6 separate regions of the Homo sapiens genome follow, and all the other regions are linked to region 3. Evidence: chromatin loops called from intact Hi-C (ENCODE). Cell type or tissue: PC-3. All regions are shown on one strand. Region 1 has its middle 61 kb from the start of FASLG. Region 2 has its middle 34 kb from the start of SUCO. Region 3 overlaps C1orf105 (chromosome 1 open reading frame 105). Region 4 has its middle 20 kb from the start of FASLG. Region 5 has its middle 19 kb from the start of SUCO. Region 6 overlaps SUCO (SUN domain containing ossification factor).

Evidence for each region. A loop is a pair of places that touch in the nucleus more often than their neighbours do. Peaks named below come from ENCODE experiments on the same cell type or tissue, not always from the same donor. Only the 100,000 strongest peaks of a DNase experiment are listed, where the experiment ranks them.
Region 1: a loop joins it to region 3, with 6 times the contacts of the local background. A loop is called at or near these places in 72 of 110 quality-filtered maps.
Region 2: a loop joins it to region 3, with 4 times the contacts of the local background. A loop is called at or near these places in 7 of 110 quality-filtered maps.
Region 4: it touches region 3 in a loop (8-fold over the local background); 2 of 110 quality-filtered maps call a loop at or near these places.
Region 5: a loop joins it to region 3, with 3 times the contacts of the local background. A loop is called at or near these places in 5 of 110 quality-filtered maps.
Region 6: a loop joins it to region 3, with 5 times the contacts of the local background. A loop is called at or near these places in 9 of 110 quality-filtered maps.

What each region holds. Positions count from the first base shown.
Region 1 is chr1:172,717,111-172,722,110 of GRCh38, forward strand. No RefSeq gene overlaps it. Among named protein-coding and RNA genes, the nearest start is that of FASLG, 61 kb to the left of the region's middle. RefSeq lists an enhancer at 619-913. In PC-3, CTCF peaks have their summits at 2,707 (motif pointing left) and 2,911; DNase peaks (open chromatin) are centred at 721 and 2,721.
Region 2 is chr1:172,496,710-172,501,709 of GRCh38, forward strand. No RefSeq gene overlaps it. Among named protein-coding and RNA genes, the nearest start is that of SUCO, 34 kb to the right of the region's middle. RefSeq lists enhancers at 257-757, 758-1,258, 2,920-3,214. In PC-3, a CTCF peak has its summit at 3,085; DNase peaks (open chromatin) are centred at 802, 3,152 and 3,762; H3K27ac peaks cover 1,092 bases.
Region 3 is chr1:172,447,411-172,452,410 of GRCh38, forward strand. C1orf105 (chromosome 1 open reading frame 105) reads left to right here. Exons shown (of 7, transcript NM_139240.4): 3 at 1,031-1,121. Among named protein-coding and RNA genes, the nearest start is that of PIGC, 5.8 kb to the left of the region's middle. In PC-3, CTCF peaks have their summits at 1,562 and 2,675 (motif pointing right); DNase peaks (open chromatin) are centred at 1,761, 2,691 and 3,821; H3K4me3 peaks cover 3,106 bases; H3K27ac peaks cover 4,259 bases.
Region 4 is chr1:172,636,416-172,641,415 of GRCh38, forward strand. No RefSeq gene overlaps it. Among named protein-coding and RNA genes, the nearest start is that of FASLG, 20 kb to the right of the region's middle. RefSeq lists an enhancer at 2,122-3,321. In PC-3, no CTCF peak of the experiment used is centred here; DNase peaks (open chromatin) are centred at 1,296, 2,596 and 3,296; H3K4me3 peaks cover 1,963 bases; H3K27ac peaks cover 4,161 bases.
Region 5 is chr1:172,511,497-172,516,496 of GRCh38, forward strand. No RefSeq gene overlaps it. Among named protein-coding and RNA genes, the nearest start is that of SUCO, 19 kb to the right of the region's middle. In PC-3, no CTCF peak of the experiment used is centred here; a DNase peak (open chromatin) is centred at 2,185; H3K27ac peaks cover 1,343 bases.
Region 6 is chr1:172,604,506-172,609,505 of GRCh38, forward strand. It overlaps SUCO (SUN domain containing ossification factor), which reads left to right. Exons shown (of 24, transcript NM_014283.5): 23 at 4,242-4,297. Among named protein-coding and RNA genes, the nearest start is that of FASLG, 52 kb to the right of the region's middle. In PC-3, a CTCF peak has its summit at 2,833; a DNase peak (open chromatin) is centred at 2,846.

The DNA of each region.
Region 1 (5,000 bases), 270 kb after region 3:
TCAGGAGATCGAGACCATCCTGGCTAACACGGTGAAACCCCGTCTCTACTAAAAATACAAAAAATTAGCCGGGCGTGGTAGCGGGCGCCTGTAGTCCCAGCTACTCGGGGAGGCTGAGGCAGGAGAATGGCGTGAACCCGGGAGGCGGAGCTTGCAGTGAGCCGAGATCGCGCCACTGCACTCCAGCCTGGGCGACAGAGCGAGACTCCGTCTCAAAAAAAAAAAAAAAAGAAAAACAAGCTGGAAGCAGTGAGGCAAAATATTTCTATCACAAAGACTGAAGAGTTTAGCTGCCAAGAGACATAGGTGACCTCTTATTGTCATCTTACTTTGTGAGCAATTATTTTCAGAAAGTCTTTCTGGTGGATATCACTGGAAAATATTTTGATGAGCTTTCCCCCATCTGAGCTTTTTTTTTTTTTTTTTTTAAATCATGAAATAAACCCTACAGATCCACCTTAGAAAAGGGTGATTTTGTAGCTTGGCTAAGTGAAAGTGGGCAATGGGCAGTTTGAGCATGGTGGGGGCTGGGGGACATTTGAGAGCCTTTTCCCAGACTCAATCTGAGAGTGGAGACTGAGCAGTTCAAAATGATATCCTGGAGGTGCTTTGGATGATGCAGTGGGTTTGTTTTTGATCTGGCTCTCATCTTCTTGGCAAGTGTGCTACCAGCAATGTGTTTATGAAGCCACATTGTCACAATGTTTGCTTTGACTCTGTTTTGCCCGGCAATGTCAGTGACTAGACACATTTTTCTGTGATGTCACCAAGCTCCAGGAATGATTGCTTCTGAGCACAGAGAGATCACGTGGAGACACGTGATCAATTCCTGACCTGGGAATCACATGGAACAATTCTATTTGTACCCATGAGCCTCAATCATTAATCTAGCAGCATTTTAGTCCTGTGGATGTGTGTGATTAGTTGAAGTTATTTAAAAGAGGTTCCATAGAAAGCCTGAGGGTTAAGGGAAAGGACTAAGCAGCAGCTCCCTTGCTAATGCCAGCAGGAAAGACACAGTTTCCTCTTTTAGGGATATTGATATATGAAGGCAGTAATTTGTGGTTAATGGTTAAGGTTTTGGGGCCAGACCATTCTGGGTCAAATCTTACTCTTACAAATGCTATGACCTTGGGCAATTTTCTTATCCACAAAACAGTGATAATGCTAGCAATTACATGTGGCAGTTAAGATGCCTTTGGTTGTGAGCAACAGAAAGTTTAACCCAAACCAGCTTAAAGGAACTATGTTTGTGAAGTCCTGAAGTGGGCCTGACTTCAGGTGTGGTTTGATTCAGATGCTCACAATGCCCTAAGGTCTCTTGTGTCATTACTCTGCAATTCTCTTCACTATACTTTCCTTCTGCTATTAGCTATGTGCTCAGGCAGCCTTGCCGCAAGGCAGCATCAATGATTCTGGACCTTATGTCCTCACATTGCACCATATAAAAGAGGGGAATTTCTCTTCTGGTAGTTCCCATGGAAGAAGGAAAAGTCATTTCTGAGAAGTCTTCAGCAAAAGTCTCCTTATGTCTCAAGTCCTGCATTAGTTCACAAACACAACTCTGAACAACCATTGGGCCAAAGAGTTCAAATATTAGACTTAAGGCTAACTCCTAGTTGGGAGAGTGGAATCAAATTCATATCAACCACCTTGCAAAGGATATAAGAGAGGCAATTCCCCAAAGGAAAATATGCATATTGTTCTAGGAAAAAGAGAAAAATGATGCTATCAGGCATCCAACAATAGTAGGGTGGTTGTGAAGCGCTTAGCAAAGTGCCTGACCCTTGGAAGAACTAGAAAAAGATAACCAGTGATTATTATGCTGGTGTGAATGTGGAACCACTGTTTCAGCCTAGAAGTGCCACCTCACCTTTTCTTCTTTCATCTGTAATTCCTGCCTCTCCTCTTTACCACATCTGGAGAACTGGATTCTAGCCTTGGTGCTGTGTCTGAATTGCTGTGTGGCCTTGGCCAAGTCGCTCAATTCCTGTCTGTCAAAAGAGAAGTTTGAATGAAATATGAGCTGAGGCACGTCTCCAGAAATAAAGTGGCTTTTTTTTTTCTTGGCTCCCTGGAAAGCCTTACATAAAGTCGGTCATTTGGGGAGATGTTTGCGGTTTAACTTGAAGAAAAGACTTTGAAGTCAGGCATATCTGGACTTGCTTGGCATCTGCTAGTGCTATGATAGTAGGGAACTTAATCACTCTGAGCTTCAGCCTCCTTTATGGTACAAAGAAAGGAGTGATAAATAATACCTTTCAAGCCTGACTTAAATGAATATGATAGAGTTCAAATGAGGCACAAAAATTTATACACTGGCAGAACGAATAGAACAGTGACTTGCATTTAAAAAATGTATGTTGATTATTTCATCTGCTTTCGTTTTCAACATCCTATCATTTGTCTGATGATTTCATATTTTTCCCCTTCAGGGATATTGAGATGTTGGAAAGCTAAATTGGGAGGATACCTTTGGATGTATCATGATGTGAAATCAGAGGGCACATGTCTCCCTCCCCTACCAGGCTGATGATCATCACATATAGGGCTAAATGAAAAATAAGTAAATATTCAACCAATATTAGTAAATATTCAATCGATATCCCTCCTTTTCTTCTCTCTTTCTTTTCTGGATTTTTGTTTTGTTTTTGTTTGTTTTTTTTTTTTAAATCCCTGCACATACCTTTGGCTCACTGGTTCTACCTAGTGGCAATTGTAGGTATTACTTAAGCTTGATGGTGGCATCAGTCTTTAAAGAAGTGTATGATCCTTAAAGCCGAACAGAGTCCTGAAGTTGAGATCCTGCCCTATCCCAACTGTGGAGCATCAGCAGTGAGGCTCAATGCTGGGGGAGCTTGGAAGAAACGTGTCCTGATAATGAGTGCTTGAATTCTTCTGCCAGTTGGCAGCTTAGTCAGCAAAACCAGGTTTTGGGGACTGGAATTTTGTAATACAACAGTGCTTTTTACCTTAACAAGCTGAGATGAACTGATTAAGATGAGTGTGAAAATCTGAGGGGAACATAAATTGGAGAGCAGGGGTTATTGAGCTGGTAGATGAGATTGACAAGACAGCTCCCTAGCTCCTATAGAATAGCGGCTGTTATTGGCAGGATCCTCAGGTGCAACCATGTGTCCAAACACCTGAGTGCTCTGTATTAATGTAAAAATGTTGATGATGTACTAAACCTCCAAAGACTTTGAAATAATACTTTCTATGGCATTCCTATCACTGTAGGAACAGGATAGATTATTTTACAAGTACAAACACTTCAATAATGGAAAGGATAGAATGCAGAATTGTTTTAGTTTCAAAAGACTGCAGGACTTCTTTGCTCTCTAGGTGGTAAATACAATGGAGGAAGATGTGTCCTCAGGGTTAATTCCAGCAGGCCTGGAATTAGCCTGAGGCATTTTGCTAAAGTTCCCGCATGGCACTACCCTGGTTACTGAATACTAGTGTTGCTCTGAGGAGTGTGAGGCAGTTTGTACTGGCTTGTGAGAGTAAGATTGTTGATTTGCACTTGATGTTAGTGAGCTTTCTGGAGGGCTCTGCTATTGGGTTGGTTGCATAGCAGGAATATGTGGGGTTTTTTGTTTGTTTGTTTGTTTTGTTTTGAGATGGAGTCTCATTCTGTCACCCAGGCTGGAGTGCAGTGGCACTATCTCAGCTCACTGCAGCCTCTGCCTCCTGGGATGCAACGATTCTCCTGATTTAGCCTCCTGAGTAGCTGGAATTACAGGTACATGCCACTAGAACCGAGTAATTTTTGTATTTTTGGTAGAGACAGGGTTTCACCACGTTTTCCAGGCTGGTCTCCAACCCCTGACCTCAGGTGATCCACCTGCCTTGGCCTCCCAAAGTGCTAGGATTACAGGTGTGAGCCACTGTGCCCAGCCAGGAATATGCGTTTTTGATCAGCAAAATATGTGTATAAAAGAACAACCCTCAGTTGAGATTCCATTTTGGGCTTTCTGGTTCCAAGTTGTTCCATGCATTTGTAATTGGAGAAAGTGTGTTCAGTCACAGCCTTCACAGAGCGGGTATAGTAGGAGCCTGTACCTGGTCTCCCCAGAGCCGTTCCTGTAAGTCAGGCTTTAGCCATGATGTATATCCTTATATTAATGCTGTTACAATAGTGTATCCTTTGTGTGAACCATCATCATTTTGGGTCCTGTGACTCTTCTTTGGCAGTCCAGCCCTGTTTAACTGCCACTGTTTGTTAGTGATGGAGTAACATATTTTTCTGTTCTTGCACAAAAACCCTGGATTTTGACCAAGGAGCCAATAGTAATTAGCTTTGCAACCTTGGGTAAGTGATCTAATTTCTCTAGCTTAGGGTTTTTAGGCCATGCAATCAAGAAAGCAATATTATCTACTTTATCTATTTAACTTCGGTGTGAAAGAGATTAACTTTGAAGCACCATGTAATAATTTATTATCTTTATTATTATAAAAATTAATACTAGTAATAGTTTTAGTAATAGTAGTAATACTTTTAGGTGATTGTAGAATAATTAGGCAGTATAGAGAAACCCCTGGAATTGGAATGTGGGGTCACGAAAAGTTGCCTTTTAAAAAACAAAATAATGAAAATCAATCAATTATTAGTACATTTTGTTTGCCAAGCTATTCCCGGAACCAAGCCAGGTCCGACTGCGTTTTCTCCAGTCCCAATAATGAGAAGCAGACAAACTAGGAAAGAAGGGAATTTATCACTGTAACCAGATACACAGAGAAGGCCGGAGGTAATTCCACCAACTCAAAGTGTTACAATTTTCTTAGCGCTTATATAGGTTGGGGCTATGTGCCTATGTGCAGTATAGCATTCGCCTAAGTCTATTGGTAACTGATTCTGTTTCAACTAGAAGGTCAGAGGCAAAAATTGCTTGCTAAGTCCAATTAAAAGGGCCCCAGTACCTTCAAGGCCTGTCTACTGCGGTACCAGAGTGATTATTTCTATCTCATCTCCTTTACAGCTTGGTCCGGAGAGCTGC
Region 2 (5,000 bases), 49 kb after region 3:
TATTATCTGCCTGGCACTGTGCTTGGCATTGGGAAATCAAATGAATAAGAAGCTTACAACTTCTTGTTGAATAGAAGAAGCAGACAACTAAACAAGCCATCATGAAATAATATGGTAAGAACAGGGGCTATTAGAGCATCTGGGATCAGCACCTAATCCAGCCCCGGTGAGAGATAAGGTTGGGAAAGGGAATCAAAGAACCATCTGGGGGAGGTGACATCCCAAGGGCATGGAAGATATTAGTTAATCCCAGGACATGGCAGGGTGTAGGAACAGACAGGAGGTTCAGCAGCCAGCATAACTGGTTAGAATTGAATGATGACTCTCTGCATATCAGAATGTTTTACTTATAGCTAGAAAGTTCTAAAGATTTAAACAGCAGTTTTTCACTCCTCTGATGGTATTTAATGATGGTGATTAAATACCAGTTAGTATTCACATTCAACCTAGGTTTACTTTAGAAAGCCTTCTGTCCTGATCTGGAAAAGAAAGCTTAAAATGTGTCAAGGTCAGAAAAAGCAATGCCCGGGTATCTATCCCCTACTCGCTAGCTCTGCTAGAAAAACAAAGGCCATCAGCAAGTGTCAACCATGCTGGAATGTGCTGGCGCAGCTCTGGGGCTCCGGGCATTTTCTCTCCTCTCCTTCTTTCCTCTTTTGGTCTAGTGAGCTTGCAAGCTGCCTGCATTCTTGTGAGCTGCCCCTGTCAGGTCTCATACAGGACTCCCTGCTTAACCAGGCAAACACACACGATTGCTTTCAAGCAGACTTCCTCCTGGATGCCTCCCCAATTCCCACTGCTCCACCCACACATGCCCTGGGGCCCTTAGAACTGTGGCAGCTCTCTGGAGACAGAAAGTCTGCAAGGGAGAAACCCTTCTCTTGTGGGAGAACTTAAATGGGGGAGAGGATATGAGATGTGATTGCTAGATCCTGTCCATAGGACTCAGATGGAAGTACAATGGTTCATCCTCTTAGAAAAATCCTTAAAGTTTTCAAAAGAAAGGAGAGGACCTTCCAATCTTTGCTTCCGTAGTAAGTGTAAATAACATTCTTACAAGCTCAAATTAAAATTTAGCATGGATTATATCATTTAATCTACACAATAATAAAGTGTTTACTATTATTATCCCTCGATGTGCCTCAATTCGTTCATCTGTAAATTGGGGATAATAGCACCTACCTCTTAGTCTTATAGGAATCAAAAAATTAATAGTAAATACATTGGAACTATGCCTAGTGCATAGTAAGCAGTCAAAAAATATCAATATGTGTTTTTGTGAGGAATCTGGAGCACAGAGAGGTTAAATAATTTGGCCAGGATCACACAGCTTGTAAAATAAGGCCAAGATTCAAACCCCGGTAGTTTGGCCCCAGAGCCTGCTCTCCTAATGGCAGCGTTATTTGCTGTGCTGCTCTGCTGCACAAAACAATTAAAGAGTAACAAGAAACCAGTGACTTTGGGTGGCTAGAGAGAAGCTGGGGAACCCCTTGAGTTTGTGTAAATGAGTGGTTCTCAAAATGTGCCCCCCTGGCAGCATCCTCCCCATTTCCTTAGGAACTTGTTATAAATGCAACTTCTCAGGCTACATCCCAGATCTACTGAATCTCCAACTCTGGGGTGAGACCCAGGATACTATGTTTTAAAGCGTTCTCCAGGGGATTTAGAGGCACACTGATATCCCAGAAGCACTGGAGTCGACTTTTAACTGTTATATCTACTACGCACCCAGCCTCCATAGCAGAACATGGCTCTCAAGTTGCTTCCACTGCTTTATGATATTCTTCAACCCATCCCTCACCCAAGCTGGTGATAGAGGTTTTGAAAGGGCTTGGTACAGGGCAATCTTGCAGCAGAGGGCTGCAAATGTGAATTATTAGAAATGTGGGCAGTCTGGAAATGTGAATTAACTTTTGGCCTCATGGCCACATCATATGGAGGCCTCCGTTTTCTGAGATGCTAAGTCACAGATGGAGAAAACAGATTTGGTACCTGGGTTTTTGGGGTGGTTATTGATTTTTTTCACCAAATTCCCTGGAAATATAATTTAAGGGCCAGAGAAGCTAAAAGGAAAGCGACCAAATGAATCCTGCCTCCTGGGGAGTGTTGTCTGTGTGTTGTGGGGGTGGGCAGCAGTATGGCCAAGGCAACTGTAGCTTTATAAACTGGGTGAGGTGAGGTGAGATAGCTACAATGTCAGAGAACAATTCTGAGTTTTATAAAGACACAAAAGTACTAAAATTTTCTCAAGATCAAGGAAGGGGAAGGGTTGGCCCATGAAAGTTGCTAAACAACTTTCTTTAGCAACTTGATATTCCACGCTGCTTCCGCCAGGCTCAGCCTGCAGCTGCAACCTTCAGAGAGCTGCAAGGAGTATCATTGTTATTACCTAATACTGCCATTTATTGAGTACAGCCCCTGTGCCAGGCACTATTCATTGTGCATGTGCTCATTGTTTTAATTCTCTTAGAACTTGGAGTAGGTATCATTATTTTCATCCTTCTATTACAGATGGATTTAAGGAAATTAAAGCACATAAAACTTAAGTAGGCCAGGCACGGTGGCTCATGCCTGTAATCCCAGCACATTGGGAGGCCGAGGCGGGCAGATCACCTGAGGTCAGGAGTTCGAGACCAGCCTAGCCAACATGGTGAAACCCCATCTCTACTAAAAATAAAAAAATTAGCCGGGCTTGGTGGCAGGTGCCTGTAATCCCAGCTACTCCGGAGGCTGAGACAGGAGAATCACTTGAACCCAGGAGGCAGATGTTACAGTGAGCCGAGATCGCGCCATTGCACTCCAGCCTGGGTGACAGAGTGAGACTCTGTCTCAAAAAAAAAAAAAAAGTTAAGTAATTTGCCAAAAAACAAACAGCTACCAAGTGGTGGAGCTGGTTGGAACCCAGGTATTGTTTGTATAGATCAGTCCTCACCATGTAATTCTGCCTCTTCAGCAGAGTTTGTGTCTACTGCAGGAGGTGAGGAAGTGAGGGAGAGTGGGAGGAGAATGGGGTGAGAAACCTAAGTCCCTCTGTTGATCCTGGGGCTAGACTGACTCTCCAGCGCTGCCTCAGCCAAACACTGCCACATCAGTCTTCTGGACTGGAGTTTGACACTTTCGCCTTACTCATCAGTCAGGTGACAATGACACATGCAAGCCTTTGCCAGGGAGCATCCTGAGACAGGTATCAAAGTCTAGCCCTCCAGCACTGTGTTATATCAACCCTGACTGAGACTAGAGCTCAAGCAGGCACCCAGTTCTTGCAGAGCTGCCCTGGCTTCAGGGAGTTTGGCTGAAGCCCCAGCTGCCTCTCTTCTCAATGGGAAATTGCCACCAAGCGTATTCTGGCTGGAGGGAGGGGCATTTCTCTTCATGACTGCCACTTCAGCTGAGGAGGCTGGGTTGACAGGTATAACCAGGTTTTCCCCATCTGCCTACCCTTTTCCTAGCAGGCAGTCAGAGGCTTCTTACTGAGTCTTTCCTTCTGGGTATTTTACAAAGTTGGGGGGTGGGGACCTTTCTGGTTTTCTCTGGGGGAAGAAAATTAAAAGCCAACAGGCCTCTCCCTAGGAAATTGCAGGCATATGCCAAGGTTCTCAGAAAATTGCCACCTCACCTCTCCTGACAAATGACCTCTCCTGACAAGTAGCCAATAGGCTTTCAAAACAGCAGTACCACTGACTAACAGCAAATGTTCTCTTTTTATGGAACACAAGGTGTTCACAGGTGAGAGCAGATCTCCTTCCTTCTGCAGACGTGGGGCTATGGAGAGGAAGTGAGGACTCTCATACTCATTTTACCAAACAGGAAAATGGAATTACCCCTTCACAGAGGGGCTGATTCATTTATATGACTCTGCTAATGCCTGAAGGAACTGGCAGCTCGAGATGGGCACAGGACCCAGACCCATGATCACTGTGAATGCTTTCTGAACAATGGCAATACCAACCATGGATCAACTCCATCACTGGGCACTGCTCAGACGTGTAACTCTTGGCCTCTGAGCAATATGTGCTTTGTTTCCTACTTTGAGGCCAATTTTAAACTTGAATGTGTGAAGCAAAAATTATTTTTTCCCTATTGGACAGTCTTTAAGAACTGGTAAAAATACAAGGGGCCCTTGTTACCTGAACCAAGATCTGAGGAAATGCTCCTTCCCCGAGAGGACTCTGGAACGAACTGTCCCTTTTAGCGGGGCTGATGCAGCCCCTGTAAAGCCCTTAGTAAGGACTTAAATCATTCTGATCAATTAGCTTAAAATCTACCAGTTCTTAAACACTTTCTCCCCCACTTCCTCAGGGAAGCCTTCCTCAGTCCCCAGTTCTAGGGGAATCCTTGCTTGCCTTTAATTTTTGAGAGCTTTATTGTCACCTGGGTATTAAAGAGCTTCTGTTTGAGAAGCAGGCTGTCACTTCTGTCTAGGTCAGGCTTTTCTTCACAGCACGTTGTGAGCCAAAAATCCCTGAGCCTATGCTGGAGGGACCCCAGGTAACCCCTGACACTGCTGCTGTATTTGTTCAAGCAAATCTTTACTGAGAGCCTTTTATAAGTCAAACTTGATGTAGAGCTAGGAGATACACTAGTGATTCAAACAATTATTCCTGCCCTCACAGTGCCTACATTCTAGGAAATATAAATAACATAATTTTAATATGGTGTATTAGGAAGTGATTATTGCTATGGAGAAAAGCAAGGCAGGGATGAAGTAGCTAAGAAGACTGATGGTGGGGTCTGAGGGGATCCAAATCAGGTGTGGGTCACGGGGTAGGATTATCTTTTGGCCTGAATTATTACTGCTCTCCTGGCCCCTAGTCCCTGTGCTTTTACCAAGAGTGCCTCCTTTTGTTTATTAAATAAGAGATGGGGGTCTCACTATGTTGCCCAGGCTGGTCTCAAACTCCTGGCCTCCAGCCATGCTCCTGCCTTGGCCTCCCAAAATGCTGCCTCACAGCCTGGGCCACTGTGCCTGGCCCCAATAGTACCTCTTAATGCCTGCCTCT
Region 3 (5,000 bases):
CACACTCATCGTCAGTCTCCAAAGCCCTTCAAGTCACACTAAGGTCATGTTTATATAAGATTATTGTATGCTGAAGGAGTTCTAAACTGGCCTCCTGGTCTCTGCTGGTCAGCATTTGGGTGACAAGTCCAAGAGAGCCTATTCCCATATCAAAGACAAAGACCCCGAGGGCACTCATGTCAGACCCACCATCTCTGGTCTTACAGGGCCCAGGGAAGTGTGAGGAGAAATGAAGCAAGAAATGTCTCATGAGCATCAAACTCCTTTCACATGCCTTTGTTTTAAATAAACAATGGACAATGAAATCTTCCCTCATTAGAGAGGAGGTGTGTTCCCGGCAAAACTGCCAGCATTCTGAGTTTCTATTTCTTGGATGCCAGGGGCATGAATGGTGCAACACACACAGTTTATGATTATCAGGCCCCTGCAGGCCTTGGCCCCTTACACTGTAATGAAATGAACCACAGTGCCAAGTGAGACAGAGCGCAGGCAGGTCACCCTGTAAAAGGAACTGGTGTTCTTGCAACATCACTGCTTCAACTGCTAACTAGAAAGAAAAAATGTTCCAAAGGAAAAGAATGGGTGAAGGGAGAAGACATTCTGTGGGAGGAAACAGGTGGATTGTTTCAGGGTGCAAGGACACAAACTCCAAGAAGTCAGCCCAGGTACGAAAGGGGACAGGTGCAGGTTAAACATCAAAAACTTGAGTGCAGACCCTTTCAAAGAGGAAACCTGGGATTCATTTCGCTCATTACACATCTACTGTTGTGAACAATCTTTATCCTGCCTTGTTTGTACAGTGTCTGACAATCCAAAATTGGTTAGTGCAAAACAAAAGGGACAGAAAAGCCAAAGTGACATAGGAGGGCAAATCCATCTTTTGGGAGCTCCCCAATGGCCTGAGTGCTCCAGAACTGGAGTGGAAGATAGCTCCCTGTGGTGTCCCTTGTATTCTCTCAGAAACAACCAAGGGCCTGGCTCTTCAAACATGGGACTGCGGTTCTAACGTTCTCTTGTTTTAATTACTTAGATATCCTCATACCTCTGCGACTTTTCTGACTTCATCCAAGAAGAATATGAATTTGCCAATTTTGTTTCAAGTTCCAGATGTTTTATCTAAGGTACTAAAAAATTTTTGTTGAAATGAAACCAACAGCAGTTCTAGAATGACATAGAATATGAATACATGTCCCATCTCCTTAGCACAGCCCTGTGCTTGGTACACCATCAATGTTCAATAAATATTTGTTAAATGAAATGAATGGCCCCACCCCCCTCACTATGTCTCAAGTGCCTTAGGGTCCCAGTCCACTAGAACTAAGAATACAGGCATAAGGTTAGAATCAACAAAACAGGAAACTAAAAATTAGTATGGAGGAATCTGCCCCAAGACTTCCAGGGAATGCCTATCAGCCTGTGACTGGAACCAATCTGGAGTCTCTACTGCCTCCCCCAAAGGATTGCTTATGTCTCCCACCTACAACTCCCTACACCTGTGGAATTTTACATTAAAAACTCCTCATTTCCCCTCCACCATGACCGGCTGCCAGGTGACCCTCGGTGTCACTGTGGAGCAAGCACACAGGCTACAGTGCTTGGGTAGTCAGAACCTCCCTGAGGTGGAGAAAGAGAGAAAATATATGGTGAGATAAGCAATTTTTTCACCTGAAAAATTGCACATTCCTCACAGGGCTGTCATAGGCAGTGCCTGAAGCAGCGTCCTAAGGCACTCGACACGGTGCCCCACCCAGAGCAAGAGCTCAGTGAATGTGAGCCACAATTATTAGGAGCCCTGGTGTCAGTCAATATATGTTTACGGAGGCCTTTGTATTTGCTTTAATACATCAGAGATGAGTGAGTCAGCCGCAGCTACACAGATGAGTGAGCAGACAGGACAGGGACACAACTGAGAATGCGTCTCAGAAACAGGGCACAGCACTTGTGAGAGAAGGTGGGAGCAAAGGTTACCCCCAGGTTGGGCAAGCAGAGTGGAAGTGAGGGAATGATTCAAGAGGAAGTGGCATCTGCACTGGACCTAGAAGATACTGTTTTCAAGTGGAGGGAAGAGCCAGGGGTGGAGGAAGAACTGGAAAGAGAAGAGAAGATTATCAGCAAAGAGGTGGAGACTGAGTGTGCAGGAGGAAATGCCTGAAGAATATCAAGGAATTCTGAGCATACATGAAAGGGAAACAAGGACGCGGCTGGGCCCAGCTAATGCACACAGGGCCCAACAGACAAGAGCAGAGAGGACACATTGAAGGTTTTCAACACCGGAGTTTCAGGGTCCAAGCTTTGCTTAAGAGTCATCTCTTAGTCCCCCTAACACCCTGGACAGGCAAGTAGGTAACATGGCCACCATGACGTGCACTGGGTAGAGGTGGGGGATGAGCGGGGAGGCAGGACTGGCTTAGCAATTGCTGCAGAACCAGCAAGAAGCCTTCCAGTCATCAAGTCGCTGTGAACTTCCTATTTAGACAGGTCTCACCTGCCGCTGAATGCCTCCTCATCTCAGGTTTGTTCTGGGTCTCTGTACTGTGGCAACCTGGGCACTAGGACACCAGGCCCCAGCCTGGCTGGAGTGGAGAATGGGGAAGGAAAGCCAATGCTAACGACCAGTAGGAGTGAGAGGCCATTCTCCAGCAGGGTATAGCGGTTTTTGTGGCTGCAATATTCATAGTTAGCCACTAGATGACAGTTAAGAGCAACAGCTTCCAGCTGCGCAGCCCAAAGGGCTCCTGGGAGGCCAGTTTCCCGGCTGACCCGTGAGAAGTCCCAAATAGGTTGCTCTTATTGGGAGAGAACACAGGCCCCTCAGCCTCACCCTCACTCTCATCCTGTTAGGGGCTGACCCTCCACTGATTTGCACATGAGAAAGAGTCACCCCTGCAGATTGAAACACAAGTAGGGAACCCGGGATCCTTGCTCTGTTGGGGCACCAGGCCAGTACCTCCAGTCATATTCTTTCCCGTCACACAGACGTCCTCAAATTTGAATCTGGCTCCCAGAGTCTACTGCGTGTATGAAGGCCTGCACGTATGTGCCATGAGGTAAACGTGGATTCAGCTGGCAGCTGCTCCCTTCTGGAAAGAAACTGTTGTGTTTCAAGGGAGTAGAATGTACTGTGGACAGGATCTCTTCCTTCATTCTCTAAATCAGGGACCTGACAAGAAGCTGCTGGCAATCCGGAGGCCAACTGGAGACCCCGGACCCTGTGCAGAGGTGCAAAGCTCCTGCCACCTGGCTGCGTTCCTCTTCACCGTCACAGGTCAAAGGGCAGAACTTTAAACACCCACTTACTCCTCCCCTGCCCCGGAGCAGCCCCGTGCCTGAGGCAGGTGCACGTGTGCCTGGAGCAGTATTTCCTAGTGACTAGACAAAGGGGAGACAGGCTCAGAGACACAATAACAGGAAGAGGGAGACAGAAAGCAAGATAGAAACACACACACAGAGATGAGGGACAAAAAACACAAGACAAAAGGAGAGGCAGGTCTGTCAAAGAAGAAAGATTTTTAGTGAAGACAAATGAAGCCTAAACATTTCCTCGTTTAAACATCTACTGTGGAGAAGCTTCTTCATTTTCTCCTGCCATTTGCAGGCATCCACTCACGACTCCTCAAGATGCTGAGAAACAGAAAGGTGCATCATGATAGTTGGCTAACTGGGCCAAAAGGTGACTGACTCAGTGATCCAAGGCAAAGGAACAGCAGGTGTGTGGGGGTGACCCGGAAAACTGCAGCTGGAGACTCTGAAATCTCTTTGCCCACTTGCTGGTACTGGGTGTAAATTAACTAGAGCTCCTCAGTTACTAATAGATTATAAAATGCCACTCCACCCTCTCAATTCCTGCCCCCACTCTCTCTCTACTCACTTTGATCTGGGTTTGTTCTTCCAGTCTAATGAGTCAGAGTGAAGATAAGAACACTATTTATTTTGCTTTTAGCAGACCTGTGGCAAAAAGCCCTGGCTAAAAAGACTGTGCAGTAGCAGAGGCATAGCTGGGGAAGATGTATAGGATGTTTACTTTCTATTTTCTCACCACTAAGAACTCTCTTTTTATTATTTCTCTCACATTGACTAAATTTTCAAAGCTCATAACTACCAAGGAAACTACCTCATATACTCCTAAGTCATTTTCATATTTATATTGCTTATGTTGATCTAGTGCATATAATTACAAATACAATTTTTAAAGAGAATATTAAATGCTATTGACCTAAAATAGTGATGGTAATAAAAATCAAATTTAATAAGTCTGAATGTAGGGATATGGATATTATTTTTTATACATTTTGGGTTTTTTTAAGTATATTCAGCTTTATTTTTTTAAATGGCTGATATTTTCAGATAGAAGGAACATGTGTAATATCATAAGGTTTTTTTTGAATATTGAAATTGTTCTTTGAGCACTACTTTTGGGATTCTATGTGGTAGAAATAATTCTGCCTTTATATGGATTCTTTTTTTTTTTTTTTTTTTTTTGAGACGGAATCTCACTCTGTTGCCCCAGGCTGGAGTGCAATGGCACGATCTTGGCTCACTGCAACCTCCGCCTCCCAGGTTCAAGTGATTCTCCTGCCTCAGCCTCCTGAGTAGCTGGGATTACAGGCGCATGCCACCACGCCTGGCTAATTTTTGTATTTTTAGTAGAGAGGGGGTTTCACCATGTTGGTCAGGCTGGTCTCGAACTCCTGACCTCATGATCCGCCTGCCTTGGCCTCCTAAAGTGCTGGGATTACAAGTATGAGCCACCATGCCTGGCCTTTATATGGATTCTAAGAGTTTACTCTTCCCCTGAGGAAACATAATCCTTTTTATCCAAAAACTTTCTAGCCGACTGAAGTTCAATAGATGTGGTATTGGACAAATCTCTTAACCTTTCTGGGTCACAGCTTTCTCCTGGGTAAATTGAAAGATTTGAACCAAGTGTCCTATCAGGTCTCTCTCAGTTAAGTTACAAGTGGGAAGGAGAAAAGAAACAGAGGTGTTGAAGGAAAGGACAG
Region 4 (5,000 bases), 190 kb after region 3:
ACTCTCAGCAAAGCAAGCAGGGTTCTTGCTAACAGGCCTCCATCTCACAGACTGATTCTAGGCCACGCACAGGAGCTGAAGAGGCCAGGCTCCTCCCCACTGCAAATGGCACGAACTTCCCCTGGGGCCCCACCGTGTTCTCCCAGTGCATAGGCCAGTTAGAGATTCTTCAGGGACCCTCCCTCTTATCTTCCTCCTGCATCTATCACTTATCACCATCTGCCATACTTTCTATTTTACTTCTTTATTTGTTTGATAAACATTAGAGTGGAAGCTGTATGAAGGCAGGGATCTTTGTTCACTGCTATCCCCAGCACCTAGTACAATGCCTGACATATATAATCTGTGCTGTGTAATATTTTTAATAAGTTACAAATTAATGAATTGTGACTTTATAGGAGCTTGCAGAATGCTTACAACAGAACACCAAAATGGGTGAAATAGTCAATTGCCGGGCTCCCTGGAGTCTGGGATATCAAGTCATACCCATCACACTGAGAACTGTCTTCTCCTGGAAACCCTCCTTGAAATTGATCTGTCCATCACCACCTTCCTAGCCTCTTCTCCCCTCTTCTTCCTTTTCTGCATGCTGGTTTTGAGACGTGCTACTCACTAGACAAACTTCAATAACCATAATAATGAGACGCAAAGTAAAATAATGATTAACCATTATTGAGCACTTATAATTCATCGATCATATTTGTTCTAGCTTCACAGCTAAGTACATTCCATTCATGATCTCATTCATTAATTTCAAAAAACTCTGCGGGCAGTGATATTATGATCCTTACTTGAAAGATGAGGAAATGTAAGCTTAAAATGCTGAATAATTTGCAGAAGACCATACAGTTCATAAATGGTAATGGAGGTGTTTTGGTAATCTATTGCTATGTAATGATCCACCAAAAAGGAAGTGGTTTAAATCAATTTACTATTATTTATCATGGTTCTGTGGATTGAATGGGCTCAGCTGAGTAATTCTCTCTTGGGGTCTCCCATATGATTGTGAATGGTTGCAGGTAGATGGCTTCTGGCCTGAGTGTCCAAGATGGGTTTCCTGTATCTAGCATCTCAGATGGGATGGCTTGAACCCTTGGGGACTGGCAGGGCATCTCACTCTCTTTCTCTGTGTGGTGTCTCCAGATTGTTAGCTTGGACTTCCTCACAGCATGGAGGCCTCAGGATAGTCAGACTTCTTGTGCGATGTCTGCCTTCTCATGAGCTATCCTTGGAAGCCCCACAGCGTCACTTCCCTTGCATTCTATTAGTTACACAGAAGCAGCTCACATTCACTGTGGGAGGGCATAAATACACTGGAAGGCATGACTCATTGTAGGGGGGTGTTTTGGAGACTCATTATCTTGGTGGAATTTTTAAACTAGACATTCTGAACCTAGGCTAGAGGTTGCAAACTCATTTATCTACATGGAACTGGCAGATGATTATGAGCAAGGAAGGCCTGAAGCAAGACAATTGGGACTGGGGCAGACTGTGCTGGACTGAAGAACACAGGTGTTATTAAAGGGGCACTTACTGCTCAGCACCAGCCGACTTTGCCTTACGAGACTACAGGCCCCTTGTTACTGCATCCTCTGAATTTTTAAAGGAAATTCGGCAACCTGGGTTTTTATACAAAATATCTTAATATGAAAAACCTGTTATTGGTCAAGCAAAACACTTCTGTGTTTAGCTTGTGGGCTGCTAGCTTGTGAACACTATTCTAGATCTCCAAGGTAACATCCACACGCATTAGCACAGCACACAAGGCCCTCATGACCTGCGGGGGCTACCTTGCCTGGCAGTCCAGCCTCATTTCTCACTCCTCTCTAACATTTGTGCATTCAGCAAGTATTTATTAATGCCTCCTTGTACCAAGTCTATTCTACGTTCTGGGGATGTAGCAGAGAGTAAAACAAAGTCCCTGCCCTCAGGGGGCTTACATTGTAGTTGGAGACAGACAATAAACAAAGAATTGTGTAAAATATCAGATGGCACTAAGTACCATAGAGAAAAATAAAGCCAGGTGAACCCTAGCTGGCAGGTTGCACAACATATCTTGCTCTCTTTTCATGCTCTCTTGTCTGCCTTGAATGACTCTTTTTCCTTTCAGCTTAACTGCCTTCTACCTATTGTATCACTTGGGGGCCTAGCTTGAGGGTTACAACCTCTGACACCTGTGATCCTGCAAGTGTGAAATTGATGACCGCCCTCCTTGCTTGTAAGGTACTTGTGTCTACTCTTACCATACGGTTATAACTGTTTTTTAAAGTTTATAGTTACTTTTCCATATCCCCCACTAGATAGTGAGTAAATTGAGGGTTTCTGCATATTCTTAAATTTTCCACGGATCTTTGTTGACTAAATGAACAGTCTCTTTGGAAAGATCTTCAAGGAAGGAGCTGCTTGGTGGGAGAAGAATTCTCCTGTCCTCTGTTTTTCTTTTCCTTTTCCAATAAGAAAGTTTCTTTCCTCTGCTCTCAAAGCACAAAACTATGCATGAGGTTATTTGAAAACCAAGTAAAAGGACATGGTTTGTGTCCTGTGGTTTGGGGGCTGGTTATTCATGAGTGTGAAATGTCTTACATTTTCAGTGAGTCACAGGAATGCAACTTTACCTGGTTGTGAGACATCAATACACTCATTCTGTTTGCATATTCATACACACACTCATGCATGAAAAAAGATGAAACACGTCCTTTATATCTACAGGCTGGGACTTATCTCTATGCATTTCACTAGGCAGATAAACAGGATGCACACTTATAATCGACAAAAATCAAACACTAAAATCTACTCCTGGCACTGCTCTATATCTACCCAGTATCTTTGACTTTCTGTGTGCTGTGGTTGTGTCTGGCTTCTGCTGCCTGGGCTTCCGGTGTGTGAAGCCTCCTTTGTCTAACATTCTGAGATCCCCTGTGAGTGTGACTGAGGCTGGCTTGGTTTTCTAGAAGACCCAGGAGTGGTTCTCCCTCTGCCCTGCATGTTGCTGCCCTATGGAACAAGATGACGGCTGAATTTCTGTTGCTTGGTGGAGTACACACATGTTCCACTGCATTCTGGAACGCTTGAGCTCTCGAGCCCAGACCGCAGAGTGCTGTGGGCAGATCAGTCTCTGATCTGTCTCATCTCTGGAAACCCTGATTCTCGTTATGTCAGAGCCTCTCCAAAGGAAAGTAACCAGGGTAGAATCCTGCATGAGGAGAGGAGCAGCCTTGGGCGGCAGGTGACTGCCTGTGAAGCTTGTGCCCTGGAAGGTTGGCTGTGGATAAATATCCACCCAAGGGCATAGCATGTGTGTGCCTTGCCTTTTAAGGGAGGGCTGGTTGAGGAACAGGATGGTCTGTTGTGGTTGCAGCTCCATGAGCAGACTAAGCCAGGCTGGCAGGAATGCCCAGAGGGTTCTGAGCAAACTTAGCAACGAGGATTCAGGTCACTTACCAGATTGACCATTTCTCTTTAATTGGTAATTTTCTTCATATGATGCTTCCAATAAAATGTGCCCAAAGGTTTTGTTGTTGTTATTTGTTTAAAAATAAAGCTAAAATAAATGGAGATAATAATTCTTTAAGCCCCATGTCAAATTCAGCCTTCCCCATGAAATATTTCTTCAGTTCCCAACTCTGTTCTTTCCTCCTTCTCCAGTCTAAATATGCCATCTCTCTTCTTTAACACAGTACTAATTTGGAGTCTTCTTAAAGTGTTTCTCGCACTTTCTCTTTTTAATGTAGTTACTGTTACATAAGAACTTCTCAGCTTCAGTGCTGTTTTTCTGACCGTGGACAATCAGGGTTCCTAGACTGACTTGTTCCTCTTTGCCTCCCTGAAGCAGTTAGTGTAGAGCTTTATGCCACAGGAACTCAATAAGCCACGGTAGAACCAAAGAGCTCTTAGCCTTGCACCATTCCCTTGCCCGCTCCTGGTGACTTGATGACCTGCACTGGCCACATGCTAGCAGGATTTCCAGGCAGACTGCCTAAACATTTCAAACAGATTGGGTCATGGCGGTAGAGCACATGGCGTGGCATGAGCTTCAGAAACGTGTTATGCTTAGACTTCCCATGAACTTTATAGCTACTTTACCGTCTGAGAGCTACAGACAATCTTTCCACCCCTGGTAGCTGTGTAACATCCTTGAGGACATGGAATATTTTCCATTTCATTATATCCCCACAATGGTACCTGGTGCCAGGTGCTCAGGAAGTATTGGTGGAGTGGTTGATTAGGTTGCCTGGCTTTGCAGGGGCTTATCAGTCTATAATTTACACCACTGACCTTCCCCCAAACTCCAGGGAGGGAAGAGGGACTGAAGATTAGCAGAAAATCACCCAGGAAAGACAATAAGAAATGAAGGCTTCTACTCAAAAAGTAGGATTTCTAGTAAGTCATGAAGGCTTAATGCTGTGTCTTTGTGAAAGGACTGAAGTCTGCCCTGTTTGTGCTGGATGAAGGCAGGGAAAGAAGGACTTTGAGATCGGGATGTCCATCATACATGATGGAAACTTGGGTTTTAGCAAGAGAGAATATGTAGTGGTGATGAACTCTAATTTCAGGCATTTAGGGGTACCTCTAATTGAAAAATTATATTCTGGGGACCTGGAAAGAATTGTGGGAGTCGGAGGAGGTGAAACCTCAACAAAAGCAGTTTCATATTCTCACACTGAAACTCAGTGGAATGTTAGGTGGGTGGGGAACTAGAGGTCAGCCCGGGATGAGCTCTTGTCTCCTGGTAAGCTCTGCTCTCCCACTAAAGCACCCTACTTAGGGCCAGGGCCCCCATTTGGGTGAAGTTAACCTTTCCTCTTCTCAGGAGCTGGCAGGACTCAGGCAGTTTTCATTGCCCTTTAACTTAAACTCTTATTCTCTTTAAGCATCTACTCAGTGTCCTTGTTGAGGGTATATTAGGTCTCTTTTGGTTGCAAATGACAGAAACCCAACTCAAATAGGCTTACACTGGAAAAAAAAAAAAAGAAAATTCTGACTTCTACAACTTAAAAAAT
Region 5 (5,000 bases), 64 kb after region 3:
GTACAGTGTTCACTTTGCAGCAATTATGTTACTAATTACTATACTATAAAAGTAGTCTAATGATTATAAAAAGCTAACATTTAGATGCATGTTGAATTTCTGATAAATGTTTTATCAAATTTAAATCTTCCTTTATATACTGTCTAATTATAATCTGGCCCAAAACTAAGTGTGATAATATTGAATACTGAATGGATGAAGACTTGTCCTTGACCTTCTTCTAGCGCCCCTTATAGTCCTTTACTCCACTGCATCTTTGGGCACCACACAAGACCTGGCTTTCTTGGTGAGAACCCTGTGGTCCAAACCTTTCCCTGCACAATACACTTCATTAGCACTTGGGTTCTGGATCCAACGACTCAATGGCCCTGCTCTCCACAGAAGAAAAGAACCAATAAATCAGCTGCATAAAGCTCCCATTAAAGAAGAAAATAGAACTAGTCAAGAAACAGAGAAGAATTTAAAGGGCTAGGAAGAGAACGAGAAAAGTCAAAGAAGGGATGAGATTCAAAAAAGGAGATGGTGATTTACTAGGCCAAATGCTGAAGAGTAATGTTGAACAATTGAGGTGTTAGGTTTATTAATTAGAAATGTTGAGCTAAGAAGAATGACAGGAGAAAAGATGGAGTGCAATACATAGAGAAAAATGGCAGCTAATAAAGAAATGGAGATGGGGTTATAATAATAATGGTGATAATGACAGCTAGTGTTTATTGGAGAGGTTTAGTTGTGTGTCTAGTATTCCACTGAACACTTGGCATGCAGGTATAATATTATCCCCGTCTTAAAGATGAGCAAATCGCAACACAGACTGAATAGTAACTTACAGAAGTTGATTTACAGCATTACATTACTGATCATCTGGAACTGATGAAGCTCAAATTCAAATTCAGGTTTGTGCAACATTTTTGACTACTAGGTTATTGTGCCTCTTCTTCTCTTTAGAGGTTTATTTGAGTCAGAGGAAAAAATAGTTTTATCTTTATCTTACAAGGAAAATGAAGTTAGGGTGACTTTTTTTTTTTTGAGACAGAGTCTCGCTCGTAGGGTGACATTTTTAAATTAAGACAGGAAAGATAAAATAATACATGTGACCAGATGGGAAGAGAGCAGTAGAGATGGAGGCTGAAGATACAAAAAAACAAGTTCTAATTGATGGGAATTTGGAACTGATGGGATAAAATTTCCCAAGGAACCAAAAAGGGCTCTGATTACAAACACAGTTGGGTAAGTTAACTTGAGACATAAGAAAAGGAAGAAAATAATCACTGGGTTTGATGATTAGGAAATAATGTTGTTTGAAATAGTTTTATAACTTAGATTTCACAGAGGAAGTCAGTTGTTAACAAATATTTGGTTATTCCTTTTATGAGTTATGCATTCTGTCAAGTAAAGTCAACAAAAGCATTGCTTGTCATTTCTAATTATTTTCTAGAAACTGATTAAATAATAAAAAACAATTTATCTGTCACTACTCTATTATGTAAAATATTATATTGCTCCTTTCATCTGAAAAATTATATTCTTCTGTCATCTCTGAATAGTTAGGGCATGTCAATTGGAACTCATTTGATTCCAAAGGTCAGAAACTCAACTTGAACTAGCTTAGGCAAAAAAGGATTCCCTTGTCTCACAAAGCCAAACCCCAAAGCACAGGGAATGTCCAGTCTCAAGAAAACTGGTGATGGTCAGAAACAAATAATAAAAATCTACTACCTAAGTGTAGTCGCTTCTTTCACAGATGCAAAAAGTGAAACACAAAGGCATTAGAAAATTGATTCATATCTTTGTGAGTCAGAAGTGATAGTAGATATAGATCCTTTTACCAATCTCCATGCTAAGTTATTCTAACTATCATGTTAAAAATTGGAGTTGGTTTTGGTTGTAATTAGTTCTCCAATTTTATATTTCATAAACAAATAGCAGTATGTGATTAAGTTTTCACATTTCTGGGTACATTCTTAAGAGTATGTCTGGGTATTTCTGGGTACATTCTCAGGAGTACCTCTGGTTATTTCTGGATATATCCTCAAGAGTCAGCTTCCCTCTACTTTACATAAGGTACTAGGAAAATACTCATAATAAATTTATTTGGCCAGCATGACTCTGCTTGCTACAGGCCTGTCTTTATCTGGATTATTCATGGTGATCTCAGTGAGAACCCTGCCTACAGAGTCACAATGAGTGAGCTGAGGAATAGGAAACTTCAGCTCCACCTGGTCTGCTGACACAAGCTTTTGTGCTATCATTTCATCTTTCATGGCTGATTTAAGGGAGGACTTGCTTCCTGTCCAGCCCTGAGGAAGAATATAGACATTTAGACATTCTAAAACACAGACATCATATGTTTAATTTGTCTCTCTCAGCTTTAAATATTCTAAAGGTATTGTCATAGTTTACACAGCTTAAGGATATTTTTCTCCTTGTTAATGAAAGGAGTTTGCAAAAGTAATTAGTGAATACTTAGAAGTACAGTGGAATGTAAGGACACTATCATTATAAGTAGAATTTTGGAAATATGTGTACAAGGAAGGAAGGAAATATAGGCTTTAAAGAATCATATTTATGTCAAATTTATTATGTGCAGATCTTAGCCAGGGATACTGAAAAGATTAGATTCATTACTGAGAAAACGTCATACAAGGGAACTTTACTATTGATCTCCAGATTAATAGAACACAACACCAAACATATTCTTCAATCACCTGAACTGCTTACAGGACTAAAAATAGTCCTAATGGATGTTTTTCAAGCATTTCATGTTCTCTTCTACTCCATTGATTCAGATTCACATTCAACTGATTCTGAACATTTAGTGAACATCCAGATTCAATATTTACTAAATGACGACTTGGTGCTGGGCACTTTGCTGGATACTACTATTACCTTATTCGATTCTCACTTCAACTCCAGAGGAGTCTCATTATTCTCAGTTTGAAACTGCCATTGCAAAATTATAACTGAGACAGTGAAAGAGATCTGACCTTATCAATTTCATCTTGCTTCTAACCTCCAAGCTGTCCTTGTTCATTCCTGGGTGTACACTGAACTAATTTGGGGAGGAACTTATTTTATAGTTTGAGACAAAGATGGTAACAGCCCTTTCTCAAAACAAACCCCCTTCTTGCCTGGGGACCAGAGTGCCTTTGCAGGACTAACAAGTTAGTCAAAAGATTAGAAATTATGGTTTAGGGGTCATGCAGCTGGAGGCTACAAGATTCTGACCCTTCCCAAATTTCCCCTGGGGATAAAAATCACTATTGTAAAACCTGAGACCAATGCTTGAGATATTTTGCCGACCCTGCACTTAATGGATAAACTGGCTCCATCAAGTGCACCACCCAGATGGATAAACTGTCTCATCTGATTTGGGGGCCACTGGCTTCCCCCCACCCACCAAGCTGTCCTTAACAACTTAGATCCCTGAATGCTCAGGGAGACTGATTTGAGTAATAGTAAAACTCTAGTCTCCTACGCATTCAGCTCTGCGTGAATTACTCTTCTCTATTGCAATTCCCCTGTCATGATAAATTGGCTCTGTCTAGGCAGCAGGCAAGGTGAACCTATAGGGTGATTACAATTTTACAGAGTCTTAGAGAAATTAAGAACCTTACCTAAGGTCACATAAGTGGTGAATGAGATTCTGGAGTTCTAGCATTCTAGTTCAGGTCTTTTCTGATACCATACTTTGTGTCTCTTCCACTGACTGCACTGTCTTCATTTTATCAGAGTCAATGAGCAGCATTGACATTCAGATACTAAAGAGCAGTGGGAGAAAAATACTCTTTCTTTGTTAATTTTAGTTTTATGAACAAAAATTATGTAGTCTGCATAGAAACAATAGATAATAAAGCCACCCATAATTTCAGTAGTCATGAGGCATGACACAAAACCACCTGTTCTTTCCCATGTCAATGTATGTGTGTGCATGTGATTTTTGTAATGTAAGCAAGTTTTCTGTGTTGCAGAAAGGTGTGAAAGCTGAAACACAGCAGGTTTGAATTACAGGGTGTATAGGTGTGGGCTATTTCCCTGCCCCCAGAATTTTATTTACTCATCAAAAGCCCTAGGTAGCATGTGTTTGAAGACAGCTGTATCTTGGAAGAAGCTCCAAGACACACTGACAATATCAGAGGATCATGTAGCCATATGGGGCCTAAAGATAAGTCTTCTTTCTACACAGCCTGTCCTAATCAATATGCTGTTTGCCAGCTTCACATGAAATGTCCTTTGGCAAATAAAAATTATTTTAGGGAAACATTGGATGGACACATGTTGGTATTTTTAACTTTAAAATAGAAGTATCAAGTGAATTATTAAACAGGAAAAATCAAATCCTTAAACACATCTCCCTAATAATAAAGTTAATTCCATTTTTTGTGTATTCTCTTCCTGGGGACATCACTGTTGTTAGAGTGCATCACTTTGACTCCCATGGTCTCCTCTCATAAATGACAGTTTGTAAGAGTTGCAGTGGCTGATCTTATAGTTTATGTTGTGAGACTGTGGCCCTTGGCAGTACAGTTGCACAGTGTTTGTCCTTCTATGCACTTCCTGATAGTGCTTGGATGTTCAAACAAATATACTAATAATAATGCAAATATGCTAAAGAGGAACTGTTTCTCTCTATCCCCGGCTCTCACCAGTCATTTCTGGTCCAAAAGGAAGAACCCAGGGACTGCTTCCTGATTATGTATTTTCAGTGTCTCAAGCAACTGCAACAGGAAGGCATGAGACTAGGCCCTATTTCCTATAATATGTTATTTTTATCACTCCATTGCTCCTATCATAATCCAGCTTTTAGCTTTTTACATTTATAAACAAATCCCTCTTTTTTAAGAAAAAAAAAAAAAAAAAAAGGCCGGGTGTGGTGGCTGAGGCCTGTAATCCCAGCACTTTGGGAGGCTGAGGCAGGTGGATCACGAGGTCAGGAGTTGGAGACCAGCCTGACCAACATGGTGAAATCCCATCTCTACTAAAAATACAAAAATTAGCCTGGC
Region 6 (5,000 bases), 160 kb after region 3:
CCATGTCTTTTTCTTATTGTGATAAAAAGCACATAAAATTTATCATTTTAACAGTTTTTAAGTGCACAGTTCATTAGTAGTAAGTATAGTTACATTGTTGTGAAACAGATCTTCCGAATGTTTTCGTCTTGCAAACCTGAACTCTGTGTCCATTAACCAATTCCCCTTTTCTCCCTCTCTCAGTCCCTGGCAACCACTATTCTATTTTCTGTTTCTATGAATTCAACTACTTCAGATACCCCATATAAGTGGATTCATACAGTATTTGTCTTTCTGTGATTGGCTTATTTCACTCAACATAATGTCCTCAAGGTTCATCTACATTATAGCATGTGACAGAATTTTTTCCTATTAAAGGGTGAAATAATATTCCATCCATTTTATTTATGTACCTCATTTCCTTTATCCATTCATCTGTAAGTGGACATTTGGATTGCTTCCCCTCTTGGCTGTTGTTTGAGTAGTGCTGTTCAGGGGTATACAGATATCTCTTTGCTCATTTTTTAGTTGGATTGTTTGAGTTTTTTGTTTTTAAGTTCAGGGAATTCTTTATAACCTCCGTTATGGATTATAACCCCCATTAGATAATATGATTTGCAAATATTTTCTTTCATCCTTTAGGTTGCTTTTTCACTGTTTTGATTGTGTCCTTGGATGTACAGTTTTTAAGTTCAACGAAGTCCCATTTGTCTATTGTGTTTTTGTTGCCTGTACTTTTGGGTCATATCCAAGAAATCATTATCAAGTTCAAGGTCATGAAGCTTTTCCCCTGTTTTCTTCCAAGACTTTTATAGATTTATGTCTTTAATCTATTTTGTGTTGATTTTTGTATATAGTATAAGATAAGGGTCCAGTTTCATTCTTTGGAATGTGAATATTCAGTTTTTCCAGCACCATTTGTTGAAGAGACTGTCCTTTTCCCATTGAGTGGTCTTTGCACCCTTCTTAAAAATGAGTTGACCACGTACATGAGGGCTTATCTCTGTGTTCTTTATTTTGTGCCATTGGTGTATTTGTCTGTGTTTATGCCAGTACTCTACCACTTTGATTACTATACCTTTGTAATGTGTTTTGAAATCTGGAAGTGTGAGTTATCTAACTTCATTCTTTTTAAAATTATTTTCCTTATTTGAGGTCACTTGAGATTTTATGTGAATTTTAGGGTGAACTTTCTATATAAGCAGTGTCGTTTTACTAGTTCACTTGCAGATTATTTTGGATTTTCAGTGAATACAGGTACGTATACTGAGAACAAAGACAGTTTTGTTTTTTCCTTTGCAGTCCTTATAGCTTTTATTTCCTTTGCTTTCTTAACTGTGTTAGCTTGCATTTTCAGCAATGTTAAATAAAAGTGATTGACAGGCATCTTTGTCTTGTTCCAAAGGGAAAGCTTACAGTGTTTTATTGCTAAGATTGTATTTGTCATAGATGTTTTGTGGATTTTTTATTCTGTATTTTGTCATTATGTGTTACCTATTGTCATAGGTATTCTATAAATTTTTTTATATTATATTTTATTTCCATTTTTAATGTTACAAACATGAATTATATTAGATTTTCTAATGTTAAACTTATATTGCATTTTTAATACCAGTTGCTCATGATATACGTGTGTGAATTTTGTATTGTATATATTATTTCTACATAATTTTGTTAGATAATTATTTAGAAATTTTGCATCTATATGAATAAGATTGGCATGTAATATTTTCTCATGTTGGATTTTGGTATGTAAGGTTTATAAAAATTAGATGGGCAGGGGTATCCCTTTTAATTTTTTTTTTTTTTCCCCTTCCATGCTTTCATTAAGATTTTTTATTGGGGAGGAAGTAAATATTCCCTTTTACTGCCATTATGTTGGAAGTTGTGTACTGGTTCTGTTCTTTTACTAGTTACCCTAGAAGTCAGAAGTATTAATGTTTGCCAAAGTCTCAAGTTCATCAATACTTGTATCTTCTCCTTAACAATACATAGATCTTAAAACTCTTATTTGTCCCAAGCCTTATTTATGTTACTGTTCTTGTATATTTTAATTCTATTCTTTCTGCTTAATTTTAACTCAACAAGGTATTTCTTTTTACACTTAATGTTCATTTAAATTTACCCCACGTTTACTAATGTTTTTATTCTTCAGAGCTTTCATTTGTCATTAGTTAAAACTGAAATATTCTCCTCTTCTTTTTCTTTATCATTTTGAGATTCGTGAGGCTCTTTGGAGCTCTGGATTTGTAGGTTTCTTTTACTTGTTATTGAGAAATTCTCAACCATTATTTTTTCCTCCCAGATATTCCCTGTGCCCCAGTCTCTTTTAGATTCTCATATTTAATTAAACATATTACTTCTCCGTATATCTTCCCTGTCTTGTAAACATTCCACCTTTTTGACTTTTTATGCTGTATTTTGGATGATATCTTCTGATGTGTTTCCAGGCCAGCAGTCTTACTGTTGCAAATTTATTCATTGGGTTTTCAATTTCAGTTATTTTTTCCATTTCCAGGAGTTCTTTTTGTATTTTTTAAAAATCCAGGTCTGTATTTTCCTTGTTATATGTTTCCTGCAGATATTTTCAAGCTTATTTTCTAGACATATTAAGCATAATTATCTTTATAGTTTGTGTTTGATAAATCTAATATCTTAAATTTTTGTGAGTCTGTTCATTGTCTTTGTAAGCTCTTACTCAGGGTATGTTGTGTCTTTGTGTGCTACTTTTTCTCTTTGAAAAGTTATTTGTAGGGATAATTTGAGGCCTAGAATATAGGTTCTTATTTGAGAGGGAATTTGTGTGTGTGTTACATTCATGTAATACCTTACATTCATGACTTGTGGTTTGTTGGGCCACCAGGTGATGATAATTTGGACTGCAAGTTCATGCATGGCTTCATTCTTTACCTGAGAATATAGTCCTTTGGAGTCTCAGTTTACTGTACACAGGGAGATGGTATCTTATTACACTAAACTTTGGGTGGGCCCTAGGACCTGATTTCTGATCCATTCCCTTATGATACCATCAGAACCAAAGTTCATATATTCTTGTGTTGGCAAATGTTTTCAGGGCAAAAATGACTTTTGTCTTCTACTTGACTGTCCGGGTTCCCACTTTTCTTTCAGTTTTAGCCTAGGGATTACTTTCTTGGCAGCTTTTCAATGCTTTTAGTGATTTTTTTTAAAAAAAACAAACTATCATTACTTAGTTGCTTTCATTGTAGAGGTTGATCTGAATAACATAACTGTTTCTAGAAATAGACATCATTATTAAAGAAAGTAAATTAAGATTAGTAATCTGGTAGAAATGACTGTTTAGAGGGATGTTTTGATATTTTCATATATTTGATGACTTTCTCAATAAATCTCTGAAATATAATGTAAAAAATTATAATTGGTTGAATTGTATTAATAAATTTCCCAAATGTGTAGAGCTTCTGTAGTGAATTTACTATGTGTAAGCTTTTGTCTCTGTCAGACCTTAAATTGTTTATTTTTAGTGGATTGAATAGGACTAAAGTCTCATAGCCTTTTAAAAATGTGTGTCTATTTTGTCAGTGTGGGGGTGGGGTTGGGATATATCTTGAAGCTGCTTAGAGTAATGAAACCTTAGAAACTTTGGGCTAAAACTAATAAATCTAATTTACTCACTATGCCAGAAGTGTTCATTCATTATTGCTTAGTGATATATATTGCATGTTCAAGCTGTTTTTAGATTGGGATTTCATAGTTTTGATCATAGTAATAAACAGAGAAAAATATCTTGGATCTCTTTTTGTGTTTATTTCTCTAACTGGCTTCCAAACACGGTCACGACTACTTGTTGCACATTGTTAATCTACCTTTGTGACACAGTTTAGAGGCTAGTCTTTTAGGGAAGTATTCAAATGATCTGTAGGTTTGGTGTGAGCTTACCCAGGAATGTTTCTTTTCTTATCAGGTAAAAGAGTGAGGCTGGGCCCAAAGAAAGATCGTTATTGTATTGGTTGATAACCAGCTACTAGTTAACAACTTAAGGAAGTATAGTTATTTGAAGACGACCAGTCAAGCATAGGAATCATATCATCTTCCACCTTGCCTCTTTTTGCTTACTAATTTAAAATGCATAAATATATAGTTAACCTGATACAAATTCATTGGTTCTATTACTAGAGGATAATAAGGAATGAATGATTTGTCTTATTTTAGTGTTTAATTATAGCAAATCCACCAAATCCACTTTACATTTTACATCTGCTTTTTTTTTTTTTTACTTACAGTAGACCCAAATGATTTGTACATTGTAGAACCCCTCAAGTTTTCTCCAGAAAAGAAGGTAATTGTTTATTTCTTTTTAAGTTTATTGCTATGTTTTGTGATAATAAATGAAGAAAAGAGGTTGAAAGGTTTAAGGTAATTACCTTTAAGTAGTCCTTAACTGAATGTTTATTTTCTATCATGATAATGTTGTAAATAAATATTAACAGGGGTCAGCAAGCTGTGACCCACAGGCCATATGGGCCATGAGCCAGATAGGTTTTCTCATTTTTAAAGAGTGATAAAACAGAACAGCATGCAAGAGAGAAAATGTGTGACCTGCAAAGCCTAAAATATTTACTGTCTGACCCTTCACAAAAAAAATTTGTTGATCCTTGGATGATTGTCATTATTTATTACCGAATGCATGCCAAGCACAGAGCATGCACCGTTCCTCTAATCCTCACCACAACCTGAAGATGATGTTATCCTCATTTTTTTTTTTAATAAAAAAACAGCAACTCAGAATGTACTTAGGATTTTTTGGCTTCAAAGTCTTTGCTTTTTCATTTTGCCTTTCAAATTAAGTTATACTAATTTTAGTTGTAATTTCATCTAGGTGAAAGAACTTGGGCTTTGTAGGCAAATAGCCTAAGATTCATTCTCAACCCGGCTGCTTACTACATTGTAACTTGGGCAAAGAACCAAACATCTGAACCTTGCTTTTCTCATTTAAGAATCAAGGATAAAATACCGACCTTTCAGGGTTAATAGCTGCCATA